Regions from separate parts of the Homo sapiens genome. Here region 2 is linked to region 1. Evidence: read pairs that join two places in POLR2A ChIA-PET (ENCODE). Cell type or tissue: MCF 10A. All regions are shown on one strand. Links, peaks and the distances in the headings refer to the core of each region. The heading gives the core; the rest is flanking DNA. Region 1 overlaps EIF2B3 (eukaryotic translation initiation factor 2B subunit gamma). Region 2 holds the start of DYNLT4 (dynein light chain Tctex-type 4).

Region 1 (5,366 bases), core at 281-5,280:
GTATTTCCTCCCTCTCCTCCAAAAATGATAGTCTCTCAAAACAGGAAATTACATTGGTACCATACTTTAACATACAGACCTTGTTTAAACGTCACCAATTAATAATATCCTTTAGAGCAGTACAAAACAAATTTGATCACCTATGTTTTAAACACCATGGCATGTGCTATAGGACACTCATTGGTATAGTTTGGATGTTCCCCCAAATCTCTTGTTGAAATGTAATCCCCAGTGTTGGAGGTAGGGCCTGGTGGGAGGTGTTTGGGTCATGGGTGCGGATCCCTCATGGCTTGGTGCTGTTCTTGTGATAGTGAGTGAGTTCTCATTTAAAGGTGTATGGCATCTCTCCCCCAGCTCTCTCTTATTCCCTCTCTTGCCATGTGACCAGCCTGCTCTCGCTTTACCTTCTGCCATGAGTAAAAAGTTCCCTGAGGCTTCCCCAGAAACCTCCTGTATGCTTCCTGTATACCCTGCAGAACCATGAGACAATTATAAATTATAAATCTTTCTTTGTAAATTACCTAGTTGCAGATTCTTTATAGTAACGCAAAATGGCCTAACGCACTTATTATAGCTCCTCTCTCATCTCAATCCTGTTTTTTTTTTTTGAGATGGAATCTCACTCTGTCACCCAAGCTGGAGTGCACTACAGTGGCACGATCTCAGCTCACTGCAACCTCCACCTCCCGGGTTCAAGTAATTCTCCTGCCTCAGCCTCCCAAGCAGCTGGGACTACAGGGCGTAACACCACACTCGGCTAATTTTTGTATTTTTAGTAGAGACAGTCTTTCGCCATGTTGGCCAGGCTGGTCTCAAAGTCCTGACCCCAGGTGATCCACCCACCTTGGCCTCCCAAAGTCTTGGGATTACAGGCGTGAGCCACTGCACCCACCCTTCAATCCTGTGTTGTTTCCAAGAGCACTGAGCAGATACTGTGTTCCCTGGTGTATTCATACAGGCAGGGCAAATGGCTTTATTTGATTTTTTTTTTCTTTTGTATGATTCAGTGGAGCAGCGTGACTTCATTGGAGTGGACAGCACAGGAAAGAGGCTGCTCTTCATGGCTAATGAAGCAGACTTGGATGAAGAGCTGGTCATTAAGGGATCCATCCTACAGAAGTAAGCCCTAGGGTTTTTTCTTCTGGCAATTCTCCTTGTCTTAAAACAAAATAAAACCACCCAGTGGATGGGAAAGAGGGAATGAAAACTAGACTATACTGTGTGAAATTGACAAAAGTATGTGAATATTTTTCCCATGAGACAGGATGAAGGCTTTTCTTCACTGCATAAGCCTGTTTCCCTGTCTTTTCTTGCCAAGGTAGAGCCAAATCCTGCAAAAGAGTAAAGCAAAGCAGCTGTGAGGAGAACAGGACTGTCTTTCTGACAGTGTTATAAATCCCCTTTAAAAAAAAAAGTGGTAAAAAAAACACATGACATAAAATGTACCATTGTAACCTTTGTTTTTTTGTTTTGTTTTGGTTTGGTTTGGTTTGGCTTTGGTTTTTGTTTTAAGTTTTTTGAGACTGAGTCTCACTCTGTCACCCAGGCTGGAGTACAGTGGTGCAATCTTGGCTCACTGCGACCTCTGCCTCCTGGGTTCAAGTGATTCTCCTGCCTCAGCCTCCTGAGTAGCTGGGATTACAGGTATGCGCCACCACGCCCAGCTAATTTTTGTATTTTTAGTAGAGACGGAGTTTCACCATGTTGGCCAGGCTGGTCTCTAGCTCCTGACCTCAAGTGATCCGCCCACCTCGGCCCCCCAAAGTGCTAGGATTACAGGCGTGAGCCACCGTGCGGCCCATTCTAAGTGGCCTTTTTTTTTGGAGAGGGAGTCTTGCTCTGTTGCCCAGGCTGGAATGCAATGGTGCAATCTTGGCTCACTGTAACCTCCGCCTCCCAGGTTCAAGCGATTCTCCTGCCTCAGCCTCCCAAGCAGCTGGGACTACAGGCATGTGCCACCACACCCAGCTAATTTTTGTATTTTTAGTAGATACGGGGTTTCACCATATTGGCTGGGCTGGTATTGAACTCCTGACCCGTAGTCCACCCGCCTCAGCCCCCAAAGTGCTGGGGATTACAGGAGTGAGCCACCGTGCCCAGCCCTAAGTGGCCATTTTTAAGTGAACAGTTGAGTAGTGTTAAATGTGTTCACATTGTGGTGAAACAGATCTCGAGAACTTTCATCTTGCAAATCTGAAATTCTATACCTATCAAACAACAGCTCCCCTCCCCATTTTTTTCTCCCCGCAAGGCCTTGCTACCCACGATTCTACTTTAAATATCTAAGTGAAATCATACAATATTGGTCTTTTTGTGACTGGCTAATTTTACTTAGCATAATGTCCTCAAGGTTTGTCCATGCCGTAGCATATAACGGATTTCGTTTTTTTTAAGGCTGAATAATACTCCGTTGTATGTATGTAGCCACATTTTGTCATCCATTTATCTTCTGACAGACATTTGAGTTGCTGCCACCTCTTGGCTATTGTGAATAGTGCTGCAGTGAACGTGGGTGTACAGACATCTCTTCAAGACCTTGCTTTCAGTTCTTTTGGATATATATTTAGAAGTGGGATTACTGGATCATATGGTAGAGAACTATGATGTTTAATTTTTTGAGGAAACTACATACTGTTTCCATGGCATTTTCACTATTTTACAATCCCACCAACAGTGCATAAGAGCCCCAGTTTCTCCACACCAGTACTTACATGGTAGCTGGTCTCAGATACAGAAGGAAAAGAGAATTCATTTATGTTATATCAAAACAAATAAAACATCTGGGCAGAGCCATGACTCAAGCATGAGTAAGCTCAAAAGAATCAGAATGTCAGCTGTACAAATATACTACAGAAAACAAAATGAAAGCAAGAAAAATGTCCCGTAAAAGACAAAGAAGCTATCCTGAAAAGAATATAACTCAAGAAACAGAAGAAATTTTCTTAAAACTATGCAACTGTATAACCATAAAACTACTTATTACAACATGAATTTAATAAATAAAAGTTCAGTAATGAGATGATAAAAAAGAGGATATTATAGAACCAAAAAAAAGAGGATTGGCCAGGCATGGTGGCTCACGCCTGTAATTCCAGCACTTTGGGAGGCAGAGGCAGGTGGATCACAAGGTCGGGAGATCGAGACTATCCTGGCTAACACAGTGAAACCCCGTCTCTACTAAAAATACAAAAATTAGCCAGGCGTGGTGGCATGTGCCTGTAGTCCCAGCTACTTGGGAGGCTGAGGCAGGAGAATTGCTTGAACCCAAGAGTCAGGGGTTGCAGTGAGCCTAGATTGCGCTGGGCGACAGAGTGAGACTCGGTCTCAAAAAACAAACAAAAACAAACAAACAAAAAAAGGATTAAATTATTACAGAGTTAATAAATTTTAAAATAGCTAAAGAATGGCATAGACACCACTGAAAATCAAATTATTGACAAAGAGGAATGGTCTGAGATATCAGTGATCTAGGTAAAAAAGAAAATCGTTTAAGAAATTAGAATCTCTGGCTGGGCGCGGTGGCTCACGCCTGTAATCCCAGCACTTTGGGAGGCCTAGGCGGGGGGATCACGAGGTCAGGAGATCAAGACCATCTTGGCTAACACGGTGAAACCCTGTCTCTACTAAAAATACAAAAAATTAGCTGGGTGTGGTGGCAGGCACCTGTAGTCCCAGCTACTCGGGAGGCTGAGGCAGGAGAATGGCATGAACCTGGGAGGCAGAGCTTGCAGTGAGCCGAGATTGCACCGCTGTACTCCAGCCTGGGTGACACAGCGAGACTCTGTCTCAAAAAAAAAAAAAAAAAAGGAAAGAAATTAGAATCTCTGAGGTTGGAGGATTGCTTGAGCCTAGGAGGTTGAGGCTGCAGTGAGCCATGATTGTACTACTGCACTCCAGGCTGGGTGACAGAGTGAGACCCTGTCTCAAAAAAATGAAAGAAAGAAAGAGAGAAAGAGAAGGAGGGAGGGAGGAAGGAAGGGAGGAAAAGAAAGAAATTAGAATCTCATAGAAATGAAATACAAAGATGATTAAATGTAATTAATGAATTAATGCCTCTGAATTAGAACATGGATTTCTAGAAAGAAAGAAATGGAGAGAAGAAAACATCAGTGAAATAATTTTTAAAATTTTCTGAGGATAAAAGGAACTGGGTTTCTAGACTGAAAGGAAACTGAGTTCCCAGTAAAATGGAGAAAAGAAACATACCAAGGTTATCATTGTGAAATTTTATAACTGCTAACAAAGAGATCTTACAAGCTCCCGGAGAGGAGAGAGGATATCATATACAAAGGAATTAAAATAGCTTTGAACTTCCTAACAGCAATACTGGCAACTATAAACAATGACTTTAACATTCTTATTTCTATCTAATCAAACTATCAATCAAATATGAGAGTAGAATGAGAACTTTTTAGACATTTGTTTTCCATGCATCTATTTTGAGAAAGCTTACTAGACAAGGATGCCCACTTTCACTGCTGTTACCCAGCATAGTACTGGAAGTCCTAGCTAGAGCAGTCAAACAAGAGAAGGAAATAAAGGGCATCTAAATTGGAAAGGAAGAAGTCAAATTATCTGTGTTTGCAGATGAAATAATCTTGTATTTGGAAAAAACTAAAGACTCCATGAAAAACTATTAGAACTGATAAATATAGTAAAGTTCCAGGATACAAAGTCAATATATGAAAATCAGTAGTATTTCTATATGCTAACAGCAAAGGATCTGAAAAAGAATTAGCCAGGCATGGTGGTATGTGCCTGTAGTCCCAGCTACTTGGGAGGCTAACGCATGAGAAGTGCTTGAAGCTGGGAGGCAGAGGTTACAGCGAGCCGAGATGGTGCCGCTGCACTCCAGCCTGGGCAACAGAGCAAGACTCAGTCTCAAAAAAAAAAAAAAAAAAAAAAAAAAATCTGAAAAAGAAATCAAGAAAGTAATTCTATTACAATAGCTACAAATAAAATAAATTACCTGGGGATTAACTTAACCAAAGAAGCAAAAGGTCTCTACAATGAAAATTATAAAATATTGATGCAAGAATTTGAAGAGGACACAAAAAATGGAAAGATATTCCATGTTCATGGATTGAAAAAATCAGTATTGTTACAATATCCATACTCCTCAAAGCAATCTGCAGATTTTTTTTTTTTTTTTTTTGTCTTGAGACAGAGTCTCGCTCTATATCCCAGGCTAGAGTGCAGTGGTGTGATCTCAGCTCACTGCAACCTCCACCTCCCGGGCTCAAATGATTCTCCTGCCTCAGCCGCCCAAGTAGCTGGGATTACAGGCGCCCACCACCATGCCCAGCTAATTTTTGTATTTTTAGTGGAGATGGGGTTTCACCATGTTGCCCAGGCTGGTCTTGAAC
Region 2 (5,366 bases), core at 91-5,090, 120 kb after region 1:
CGGTACAGCTTGACACTGTTGGTATATAGGAACTCCAGCACTGCCAGGAAGGCCTCAGTTGGCACAGTGCTTAGCACCACAGGACTGGGCACCCCGGGGCCTGGCTCTGTGCCCAGAAGTCGCTGGAAGAAGTTGCATCTACAGGCCAACAAGCACCGATGGGCAAATACCTCCTGCCGTTCTTGACCAACCACGAAGCAAACATCACTGTGGGAGACAGGCAGAGAGGCAGCGGGGAGGAGGCCAGCACCCGGAGTGCAACTTGGGCTGTGCCTTTGCCCACTCTGGGTCTTAGTTTCCTAACCAGAATGTAAGAGACAGGGCTTCGTCCCTCCAGCAGAAGGTCTGGGACCCAAAGCCCTGAGTTCTAGTCCCAGCTCCACCTAATGGGTACCATAGGCAAGTGACTTCCTATCTTTGAATCTCAGGTTTCTCACCCATGAAATGGGACAATAATCCTAAACCTCAGGTCTCAGAGGAGATGACTATGCTTGATTACTGAGGGGCATCTGGGCTAATAGAAGCAAGGTTGATCCCACCTTCCCCTCTCCTCCCCAGCCTGAGTCTTGGGGGCAGGGAAGCTTCTTTTGGCTCCTCCTCCACCAGCTGCAAACTCAGCTTTTTTTCAGCCCTCCTCCAGACAGGAGGGTGTGGGGGTGTGGGGCACAGAGTGCACAACGACTGCAAACAGACACAGCAGTGATGCACCATCATGAGCCAGACCACAGTTTCCATCTTCATGATCACTTCCGGCCCCAGCTCTGGGCCTCTGAACAAGGCAGGGGATAGGAGGCAGATGAGGCTGGAGCCTCCTAGAGCCTCTTAGTCCCAGGTCCAAAGCCTGGGGGGTTCACATTACCCAGACCAGACTGTGACCCCAAAGAAGCAGGGTGATGGAAGTCACCACCCTTTGGGGAAGAGCTCAGATCTGAGACCATGAGGACAGAGAACTTCATTCTAGCTCTCCTGAGCAGCCCGGCCTCCTGTAAACTCTACCCCTGGTTTCAGACACCACTGGCATCCCGGCCAGCAGGGAGCAGCCAGCACCCCCGAGGCTTCCTGTCAGGGACTATGGCTCAATCTCTGGAGCTTTGTTCTTCTTGTGAAGCCTCAGTTCCCAGAACAGGTCATCTGTTCCTCTTCTTCTAGCAGTGAGGCCTCAATACCAAGCTGAGTGAGTGGAGGGAGGAGGGGAATCATGACCCACCATCTCTAAGGATCCCAGGGGCTGAGAATCATTTTCTTCTGCCAGGGGCCAAAGTCCAAAGAAGGAAGGGCTTTGCCTGAGCTCACACAGCAGCTCCACCCCGCCAGCCTTGCCTCTGGCCCTCAGGGTCTCACAGACACTGAGTGACCAGTAGCCATGTTCCACATTTGACCTCCCCATAGCCTAAGTTCACCAGGGAGGATGGCCAAGTTCTAATTCCCAGCCTCTTCTCACCAGGGCCTCCTTAGAGTCCTGGGGCCCACAGAGCCAGCTAAGAAAAACCCGCAGGCAGGGCCCACCCCTCACCTGTATCGCGGGTTGTTGACAAGGCTTCGGAGTGCTGCGGAAAAAGGTTCAGCTTTCCCATGCACGACCAGTCCCAAGGGCTCCATGAGTGAGAAGGGGTTGGGGTGGAGGAGGGAGCCTGGGAGGCCTGGCCAGGCCCTAGAGCTGGTGAGGTTAGCAAGGCCTGAGAGGGAGAAGCAGGGACTTGGGAGGCCTGTTTGCTGAGAAGCTGAAGTTTAGGAGTGGAGCAGGAGAGGCCCAAGCTCCTGAAGGCATCAGAGGCCAGAGGCTCGGGGACAGGAACAGACACAGGGAGGGGGCCAGGAGAAGCTGAGGCTGGAGTGGCCTATGGTCCTGGGAAGAAGCTGGCTGGCTGGCGGCGGCGGCGGCGGCGAAAGAGGCCCTGGCTGGGAGTCTGCCCAGGCAGCCGACGGGGTGGGAAGCCTGTGGGTTTCCATGGAAACTGGAGCTGGCCTGAGAAGAGACTCCACCCATCTCCCGGGCAGGCCCAGGGAAAACTTCAGCCCTTAGAGGGGCATTAAGCGCCATACGAGGGTCTTAGCCCCCGAAGCTGAGCCTGCCCTAGGTTCAGAGTTCAAACTCCTTGCCCTCCTAACCCTTCCCTCCTCCACAGGCACACAGGGTCAGGATCCGGTTAGCCAGGCCGGGGAAACCCCCACTCAACAGGGAAAATCCTCGCCCCCATAGATGGGTCAGGGCCCCGACCTGGCTTGTTTGGGAGGGGACAGTCCCATCCCTGCCAGAGGAGGAGTCACATGAGTTGTCAGCCCTGGCAGAGGTGTCACAGCCTCTGCCATCTCTGAAATGTAACTTTGGGGAAACCTAGGTACTAGAGGTGTAGCCAGCTAGGGACAAGCCCCAGGACACTTGGGTCAGCAAAGGTCACGAGGCTGGACTCGGGGTTCACTGCCGAGTCACTGCCACTTTATAAGGCCTGGTGCCTACCAGCTGAGCCAGTGGGCCTCCCCTCCCCCGCACATAGCCCTGAACTGAGGAAGTCATCCAAGCCCCACCCTAACTCTGCGCCGGGAGCGGAAATGTTTGTCCTTGTCGAGGCCGATGGGGAGACAACAGAGCCATGACGTGTTCCTTCCTGTGGGCCCAGACTCTGGATTCCTGAGCCACCACCCCCGCAGCCTCAAGATCTCCCCCTAACCTAGGCCTCTGTGACTTGTTCACGAATGGCCAGTCATCTGGCCATTCCACAAGGGGAGAAAATGGGCCCTGGCTCAAGAGTCCTGGGGTAGGACAAAGCCTTTCTGACCACAGCCTTGCTCTACATCTGCCCCTCTGTTGCCTGCGCTTAGGAAGTTTGCCTCTAAGCTGCAAGACCCTGTCGGCCGCTCTCCCTGATGACTCAGGGGCACCCCATGCTCAGCACATGCTCACAGCAACAATGCTCTCAGGTTAAGCCAGAGCCAGACTGGAGGGAGGGATCCTGGGAGGGAGGAGTGTTTGCTCTAGCAACCCATGGCAACTCCACAACACAGGTCTTTCCCCTCCCACTTGCCCTTCAGGCCAGCGGGGCCAGGGCTGTGCAGCCAGGACAGAACTCAGAAGCCAAAGCCTGCGGGTGACTCAGGTGCCTGAGGGAGTTTCGGGAGCAGAGGGCAGCCATCTCAGAACTGATTCTGGAGGAAGTGGGATCAGAGGCCAAAGGCAGAAGGTGGAAGGGGGCTTCATGAGTCATCTGCCCTCAGCCTGGGCCAGGTGTAGGGGAGATCTTTGTGCCAGCCACCCTAGAGTAGATCTGGGTGGAAGATGACTGGATTCAACACCCCCAGGGCTGGAAGGATCTGTGGGGTTGAAGGAGCTGAGTCTGTCAGTCCTTCCTGGTTAGGGGTTGGAGGCTCTGCCTCCACAGTCCAGGCTGAGGCAGAGGCCTGCCTCTCCTTCCAGAGAAGTCGGGTGGAAGGGAGAAATGGCAGTCTCTAAGACTCCGAGCGTACCTGGCTAACTTCCATAGTGCCCAGAGAAGGAGCTCAGTCGGCAAGGACTAGCCGAGGATCCCAGTCCTAGCAGCCTCCTGTCCCCTGCTCATGTGTCTAACAGCCTTTAACCTTCTCAGCACCTAGGAACCCAGGCAGCCTGGGACTATCTGATCCACTTGTTCTAAAACACAGGTAAGAAGGGGGTAGAAGGTAAAAACCCTTGACATCACTGAGCAAGAGGCTGGGGTGGGTAGACAGATGCCTGGTGAAGGCCACCCTGAGTGTGGTTCCTCCAGCCAGCAGGTCCATGGCCAGCAGGCCTCTGCCCCCGGGACGCCAGGAGGAGGAGAATGCCAAAGACTCCGGGCGGAAACCCTCACCGGTGCGGCCCCGAGGCTGCCTGCCCAGCATTGATGAGGCCCGACCGGCAGGTCCAGGTCCAGCCCCGGCCTCGCGCCGGGGCTCCATGCTGGGCCTGGCCGCGTCCTTCTCCCGCCGCAACTCGCTGGTCGGGCCAGGCGCGGGTCCTGGGGGTCAGCGGCCATCCCTGGGCCCGGTGCCCCCTCTGGGCTCAAGGGTCAGCTTCTCAGGGTTGCCCCTGGCGCCCGCCCGTTGGGTGGCGCCCTCCTACCGCACGGAGCCAGTGCCCGGGGAGCGCTGGGAGGCTGCGCGTGCACAGCGTGCCCTGGAGGCGGCGCTGGCCGCAGGGCTGCACGACGCGTGCTACTCCAGCGACGAGGCCGCGCGGCTGGTGCGGGAGCTCTGCGAGCAGGTGCACGTTCGCCTGCGCGAGCTCAGCCCGCCACGCTACAAGCTGGTATGCAGTGTGGTGCTGGGGCCGCGCGCGGGCCAGGGCGTTCACGTGGTCAGCCGTGCGCTCTGGGACGTGGCGCGCGATGGGCTGGCCTCGGTCTCCTACACCAACACCTCGCTCTTCGCGGTGGCCACGGTCCACGGGCTCTACTGCGAGTGAGGGGGAGTCCAATTCTGCAAAATTGTTTATTATCCTAGGAGGAGGCCCCCCTGGGGCTCACATCCCAATAAATAAGTGTCTGACAATAAATAAAAGTGGTCCATAAATAACGCCCCCTAGCTGGGAGCTAAGGCTCAGGCTTATCTTGGAGATGGGGTAGGAGCCAGCGAAGACAAGCCGCCCCCAACTCCAGTAAAGCTGGTCCCTGATTCCCTGGGGGATTCGGCCCAAAGCCCCCAGTGAGGCACCAAAGGAAGGGGGAAGGCCACAAAGGCAAGGGCCAGAGCCTGACAGGCACAGGCCTCAGGCCTCAGGGCTTGGGTCCTAGGCTGGGCTGCGGTCCCGGAGCAGGCGCAGAGCATAGCGGAGTCGCTGCCGCAGGTCTGGAGAGCAGCCCAGCTGCCGAAGGTGGGAAGCGAGGTAAGTACAAGCACTACGATTTCGGGCCACAAAAGTCACAAGGAGGGGCTCCCAGCCACTGAGAATCAGCTTGGTGTGGTCCCCGTAGAAGTTCACCTGCACACAGAGCATGACAGTGGTCAGGACCTAGGCTCCGGGCCCAGCTTCCTCCCCAGCACCCTGGGCCTCCCAGACCTTCCCGCAACTCCTGGATAGGCTCTTACCTGGACAGTGCCATCACTAAACAGCATGAGGAGAGCCTGATCCGTCTTGACCCACTGCAGCAGCAAGGGCGGAGCAGGTACCTCTACCTCTTCCACACTGGGCAGATCTCCACCCTGGGAGCAGGATCAGGGCAGGTCACTGATCCAGCGTGAGACAGCCCCCTCCCCATTAGTGTATGCCTTATCCTCTAGCTTTCAGCAACCCCAACCACCACCAAGGGGGAATCAGAGGGATCAGGATGGGTTAGTTTTCTTTTCTTTATTTTTTTTTTTTGAGATGGAGTCTCGCTCTGTTGCCCAGGCTGGAGTGCAATGGTGCGCCATCT

The links. Peaks named below come from ENCODE experiments on the same cell type or tissue, not always from the same donor. Only the 100,000 strongest peaks of a DNase experiment are listed, where the experiment ranks them.
Region 2: POLR2A ChIA-PET joins it to region 1 with 5 read pairs; 11 of 35 experiments call an interaction of 5 or more read pairs at or near these places.

What each region holds. Positions count from the first base shown.
Region 1 is chr1:44,922,381-44,927,746 of GRCh38, reverse strand. EIF2B3 (eukaryotic translation initiation factor 2B subunit gamma) reads left to right here. Exons shown (of 12, transcript NM_020365.5): 5 at 1,008-1,119. Among named protein-coding and RNA genes, the nearest start is that of EIF2B3, 62 kb to the left of the region's middle. In MCF 10A, for the core only: a CTCF peak has its summit at 2,495 (motif pointing left); DNase peaks (open chromatin) are centred at 2,496 and 2,786.
Region 2 is chr1:44,805,054-44,810,419 of GRCh38, reverse strand. PLK3 (polo like kinase 3) reads right to left here. Exons shown (of 15, transcript NM_004073.4): 14 at 5,041-5,154; 15 at 4,430-4,933. The coding sequence ends at 4,742. It overlaps DYNLT4 (dynein light chain Tctex-type 4), which reads left to right and starts at 3,069. Exons shown (of 3, transcript NM_001377534.1): 1 at 3,069-3,095; 2 at 3,582-3,636; 3 at 3,741-4,527. The coding sequence starts at 3,752. The coding sequence ends at 4,417. It overlaps BTBD19 (BTB domain containing 19), which reads right to left and starts at 1,897. Exons shown (of 8, transcript NM_001136537.3): 1 at 1,514-1,897; 2 at 1-207. The coding sequence starts at 1,599. RefSeq lists enhancers at 143-232, 743-1,352, 1,633-2,002, 1,199-2,048, 2,383-2,632 and 3 more. In MCF 10A, for the core only: no CTCF peak of the experiment used is centred there; DNase peaks (open chromatin) are centred at 129, 1,069, 2,569 and 2,979.